2 separate regions of the Mus musculus genome follow, and region 1 is linked to region 2. Evidence: chromatin loops called from intact Hi-C (ENCODE). Cell type or tissue: left cerebral cortex. All regions are shown on one strand. Links, peaks and the distances in the headings refer to the core of each region. The heading gives the core; the rest is flanking DNA. Region 1 overlaps Crtac1 (cartilage acidic protein 1). Region 2 holds the start of Gm16244 (a long non-coding RNA gene).

Region 1 (2,903 bases), core at 165-2,664, 460 kb after region 2:
TACACGCAGAATGGAAGAATTCAGGAGGCTGGAGCATGAAGGGGGCATTGTTCACGCTGGCTGGGCTGGCACAGAACCCAGGAGGGATAGGAGGGGCGCAAGCAAAGACAGCTGAGGAGCAGAGATGCGATGGGAGCCCCAGCCAACTGTGCTGGCCGTGCTGGAAGGATAGGGCAACCCAAGGCGGGGGCAGCAGCTTCTGTGGAGGGATGGAGGAGGCCGGGGCAGCTGGCATACCCAGAGGACACATAAGAGCAGTTCTGCAGACTTCCAGAAGCTATTTGGCTGGCAAGAACCAATTTGGCCTACCAAGTTACTGTTCTGTCTGCCTGCCTTCCCCAGCCCCCCAACATTATCCTGCAACCCCCACTTGTCACTCGGTTAATGACACATGGACATCTGGCTGGGAAATGACCCCAGAGTGCTCCCTTGAGCCCTAGGAATGAACCCCAAATGTAAGGGCCACTATGCTGAGCCCAGCCCAATGGCCAAGACTCTGGGCAGGTGGCCAGCGCTCATTGCCAGAATAGTGCAAGGAAGGGGTCTGGGAAGCCAGGAGGGACAAGCAAGGCCTAAGCAGGCTGGGAGGGAGAAGCAAGCAGTGGCCAGATGTGCTTCAGGGAACTGAGGCTTCTGCAGCCAAGCCACAGAGCTCCCATTTTTTTTTTGAGGGCAGCCACCAGGACTGGGTGGGAGGACCTCCCATTTGCCAAGGGATCAGACTAGGTCCAAAGAGCAGAAAGGACTTGTACAAGGTCACTTAGGAGACTTGGAGAAAGCCAGCACTTGGGGCCTTATGTCCTGATGCTTAAACCAGCCATAACCAGCTGACCTTTCTGATGACCTCCAACTAGAGCAAGCTGCTCCCAGCTGGTAAAGGGAAGGCCCCTTACCCTCTGGGTATGAATTGGCAGACAGGCCCTGAACTGTGTATGCAGGTTGTCAGGCCAAAGCAGCTGTCTGGCCTGGGGTGCTCAGGACAGCAGGCTGCAGTGGTGGGGGGCTGGAGAGCAATGGCACGCAAACCACACACAAGTTGTTAGTTGTGCAGGAGGGGGGAAGGGAGATCTCTCCAGACACTATTGATTCTGGCATCCACTACCACTCTGCTGGGTCACAGTGCCATCTAGTGGCTGAAATGCCTGCTCTCAGGGGACTGAGCCCCTGGAGGGTGTCTGAACCTGAGCTGCTAGTACCCACAGTGGCAGTAGAGAGCCTGCTGTCCCTTGCTGTGGCTCCCTAACCACTCCAAGGTCTCTTCAACTATCAGAGACCACTTGGAGCCAGGAAAGGCTGGGAGCTGAGATGTGTGGGAACCCTGAGAAGTGGTGTCCGTCCCACAGAGGGTTTGGCATAGGAGAGAGCAGCAGTCCTGTGGTATCTCACCAGGCACCTTGACCCAGCCAACTAGCAGAGTGGCTAAAGGGAGCAGGCTTACGCCGGCCTGGACAGCCATAGAAGACAATGACCTCTCCCCACACAAATTCTACCTTCACAGTGTTTTGGAGAAGGAAATAACATGGGGATGCCTAGTCCATAGCCTGGGCCTATGGCTCTGACACAGTGGCACCAGGCTTCTCTGCTGGGCATCTCCTGGGGCCTTGAGCTAGCTCAAGGATGGAGCTGAGAGAGCCAGCCCATCTGTCATGGAGGCATGAAGTCTGTGTCTTCCCGTCTAGGCACTATGCAGGCGGGCATCTTTATCCCCTCCCCAAATGGAGTGCAGCTTTCTGTCACCGTCATCCTTCTTCCCTCTGCACATGGCCTCCTTCTCCCAGGCCCTACCCTTTTCCCAGGACCTCTGCACTCAGGCCACACCCCCTTTGAGGGAGCATCTGCCCAGGCTGCAAGGTGGTGATTAAAGAAGCCTTTAAGGAAATTTGGAAAGAAAATGGAGGTGGATTTATGATGTTGGGTGGAGAGTTCTGCTGTTGGCTGGGAGCAGTGTGGAACAAAGCGGAGGGCAGATCTGATTTATAGGAAGTCATTATTGGAGGAGACGGAGAGGCCCAAAGCCCAGCTGAGCCCTTCTGGCAGATCCCCATCAGCAGCAATGACTGGTGTCTGCCGGGTGGGGGCTGAGGAGCCTCTCAGGTTTCCAGGTGGGTGTCAGCCATCTAGATAGCTGTAGCTCAGCCAGCACTAGCAGCCAGGACCAGACAAGGCTAGAGAGACAGGTACCTCAGCCAGGTCCAGAAACCCCAGGAGGGTCCCCAGAGGGGTTCCCAAAGTCCAGGATACACAGGAGCCATTTCCAGGGAGTGTCGGGTGCAGTGTACGATTGTCACAGGGTTCTGTCCTGGTTCTGAAGTGCATAGATGTTAGATAGACTCACACTTTACTTTTCACACACATTTCCCCCAGTGATCTCAAGAGACTGTAAAGAAAGGACACTAGTGGCTCTATCACAAGGTGCCAGTACGGTCCCCTCCCTGTTGAGAGGAGACCCGAGTCGATGTGTTAGAGAGGCAAGCAGTGGGAACAGCGTGAACGTTTGAGCTGAGACCCTATCACCTGCCAATTGTGATTGCTGCCGTGTAAGCCTCAGTTTCTTCACCTGGAAAATAGAGGGAACGGGAGGGTACCGAAGACGTATTTGACAAAATAAACAACACTTTCATTACACTGGACAAGTGCGTTCAGGAGTTCTATTGTACACTACAGTGACCGCAGTTAATAACAATCTATTATATTCTTGCGCCATGCCAAGAAGATAGATTCTAAGTGTTCGAGAAATTTAAATAATAAATATGTGAGATCATGCATATGCTAATTAGCCCATTCTAGCCATTTCATAGCATATGCGTTCCCCAAAACCATGTTGCATGTGATAAACATATGCAATTTGTTATTTCTCGGCTAAGAAGGCGGTGGTGACGAGACACACCTCTGGGTGTCGGGAC
Region 2 (2,903 bases), core at 404-2,903:
CAAGCCAGGCCTTCGTCCCCGGGAGGAGAGGGGGAGGGTACGTCAGAATTTCTGGGTGTCGTTGAAAGAGTGCTAAGCAGCTATTGGGCGGAGCCACGCAGTGAGGCGGTGCTAAGCGGCGCAGGGAGAGACTCCCTCCTAGGCCAGCTGCTCCTGCTGGAGCATCACAGGCTATAGTCCCCACCCCTCGCACCCACCCCCCAACTGAGCTGTGTTAGGCGGGACAGAGGCCACGGGGACAGTTTGCTAGGGACAATGAGAGAACTGTGACCCGGGTGGTAAAAGTGGGTGCAGGGGATTTTTCTCAGAATCGCCCTTCTCTTCAAAGTTTCCTCCTTTTAGAGCAAAATATAAAGAGAACAAAGATCAGAAAATGAGGTTAGCCGCAACCGTAAAACCAGATACCCACCGAAAAGTATGCGGGTGCTTACCGGAAGTTACCATCAAGGCAAGCCCGAGAATGGTGCAGCCAGGCTCAGAGTTTCATTGCTTTCAAAATCCCCAGGATCAAACCTTCCTCCTCCGCCTTAGATTCTTCTTGCCTGTTATCAAAATGGGAGGATTCCAGAGGCAGCTTATTTCTCTTGTTATTTGAAGCCGGGAAATAAGAATAACACCTACCCACCGTTCTTGTCCTTAAGATGAGCCTACTGGGCTGAGGTTGCGACCTGGCTGGTAGGAACCCCGTAACCCGGTAGGAAGGTGCAACAGCGCTCTGTTCCCTGGCCTCCCAAGAGGAGTTTGAATCTCTGAGTTGAATGGGACCTTAGGAAAGCCCAACCAGAACCAAACCCGAATGCAGCTTTTCACTGGGACCTCCTGCCAGCTTGCGATGGGTTGTGTAGTAACCCATCCCTGCTCACCGCTCCCTGGGGCTGCTCAGGGTGGGATTGCTGACCCCACCTGTGTGTGAATGAGTGACCCAAATATAAACTGTCCAGTTGCAGAGGAGGTAGGAGCTAATGTGTCATCAACGCTTGCTCCACATAAAGGACACCTTCTAGCTTGTGGTCCTTAAAATGGGGGAACCTGTGACTTCTCAGCCCGTGTCCAGGTTGTCCACTCTCAGGAACAGGCGGCAGTGGAAACCAGACCCTCTGAATGCCTTCATGCCTTTTCTGCCTTAAGCATTTGCAGGCCCAAGGATGCTGTGCTGCTGTTGTCTGCTGACCTGGTCAGAGTATCTAGCTCCTCAGAAGCCCTGCTGTGTGCTTTGCCAAGGTAAACCATGCTCCTCTCCTGGAGGATGGAGGGTGGAGAGGTGGGCAGCACCCACTTGAAGAGCAGAATGAGAGGAGCGAACTGAACTGCCACATGCACCTCTTTGTACATTTCTTCCCCCTCCCCCTCTCCAGCCCTGCCCCCACCCCCCATGTCACTACTTCATTGGGGGAACCAAAGACAGGAACCCCAGAAGGACTGGGTGATGGCAGGCATGCAGACGAGGGTTCCGTGAGTGTCCATTGTTTTGAAGCCCATCTCCTTACCCAGGCTGAACTCACGGATGTGACCTTTGCCCTCGCTTTTCCCTGGAAGATGAAGTGCGTGTTGGTGGCCACCGAGGGCGCAGAGGTCCTCTTCTACTGGACAGATGAGGAGTTTGCTGAGAGCCTCCGGCTGAAGCTCCAGCAGTCAGAGGATGAGGAAGAGGAGGTAATTACAGAACAGGCCGTCCTGGTGGAGGTGGGGTTGGTAGAGGAGCCACAGAGCCACCCGAGGCCAGGAGGTCCCAGTGCCTCTTCCAGGCAGGCAGGAGGAGTCCGCAGGGCCTGTGCCTGGCCAACAGGGGGCAGCCTTTTGATGTCTTGAGTACTGTGATTTCCTATCTCACTGTCTGGGCCAGTGATTGGGGAAGGGGGTAAATTTTAGCCTCACAAGAGGGAGACTTGATGTCAGGTTCTCCATCTGAAAAGCTTGGCGTACCCATAATGATTAATTTTTAACAACTCTATTAAGTATAACTAGACCAACTGTTATCTGTTCACATTTAAATTATATAGTCCGATATATCTATATCTGTGATTCCATCATAGTCAGTGAACTGTCTGCCACCCCCAAAGGCTTTAACCCCTCTTTCACTTCTTTTCTCCCTAAGAGTCAGTGAGCCATTGCTGTCCGGTGAGTCTGTTATGTAGACCTATCTAGAACAATCATACACAGCAGTGTGGGTACATTTTGTGTTGTGGTTGGCTTGGGCTGGCTCTTTTACCTCAGCGTGACTCTTTGCCATGTCTTCATCTGTCCCAATTAGCGCCTATCAGTCAACCAGTTCTCTCATATCTATAGGCTGTAATCTGTTTCTTCGTTTCCTTCTTGGTGGACGTTTGACTTGGTTTTAGGTTTTGGTTACCATAGACATATGTTGGCTGTGAACATACACATCTTTGTGTGAGTTTGGACTCTGTGGGTGTTTGTTGTTGTTTTGTTTTGTGCGTATGGATGTTTTTCTTTCGTGGTTTGTTAATCCTGAGATTTGCAGGAGAAAAACCAGTCCCACCATTTTGAGCCGAATTTGAAGCAAGCTTTAATTAAATACTGACTGGGATGGGCTTTGGTCAGGACTGTCCCCTGGAGTTCCCAGCTGAGTGGCCCTAAGACACATGTTGCAGGGGCTTATAAGGAGAAACCCATACAGCCACCATATTTTCCCTTAGAGCGTAGTTATTTTCAGAGAACTTCAACTCCCAGCATTCCAGGAAGTTACCTGGTCCTGGGGTGGGTGGCCTTATAGGTTAACCTCAGGTCTTAACAGTGTATCTACATACCATGTGCATGCAATGCCCACTGAGGCCAGAAGGGGGCATTATATCACTTAGAATTGAAGTTACCAAAAATTGTGAGTTGTCATGTGGTTACTGGGACTAGAACCCAGATCCTCTGGGAGAACAGCAAATGTTTTTAAC

The links. Peaks named below come from ENCODE experiments on the same cell type or tissue, not always from the same donor. Only the 100,000 strongest peaks of a DNase experiment are listed, where the experiment ranks them.
Region 1: a loop joins it to region 2, with 3 times the contacts of the local background. A loop is called at or near these places in 9 of 42 quality-filtered maps.

What each region holds. Positions count from the first base shown.
Region 1 is chr19:42,314,344-42,317,246 of GRCm38, reverse strand. All of the region lies in intron 5 of Crtac1 (cartilage acidic protein 1), which reads left to right. It overlaps Gm34347 (a long non-coding RNA gene), which reads right to left. Exons shown (of 3, transcript XR_386718.4): 3 at 2,621-2,903. Among named protein-coding and RNA genes, the nearest start is that of Mir3085, 36 kb to the right of the region's middle. In left cerebral cortex, for the core only: a CTCF peak has its summit at 1,148 (motif pointing left); DNase peaks (open chromatin) are centred at 492 and 1,118; H3K27ac peaks cover 453 bases.
Region 2 is chr19:42,776,872-42,779,774 of GRCm38, reverse strand. Hps1 (HPS1, biogenesis of lysosomal organelles complex 3 subunit 1) reads left to right here. Exons shown (of 20, transcript NM_019424.3): 2 at 1,129-1,221; 3 at 1,492-1,653. The coding sequence starts at 1,537. It overlaps Gm16244 (a long non-coding RNA gene), which reads right to left and starts at 743. Exons shown (of 2, transcript XR_386720.3): 1 at 432-743; 2 at 1-335. In left cerebral cortex, for the core only: CTCF peaks have their summits at 1,782 (motif pointing right) and 2,800 (motif pointing right); DNase peaks (open chromatin) are centred at 658, 1,733 and 2,782; H3K4me3 peaks cover 176 bases; H3K27ac peaks cover 145 bases.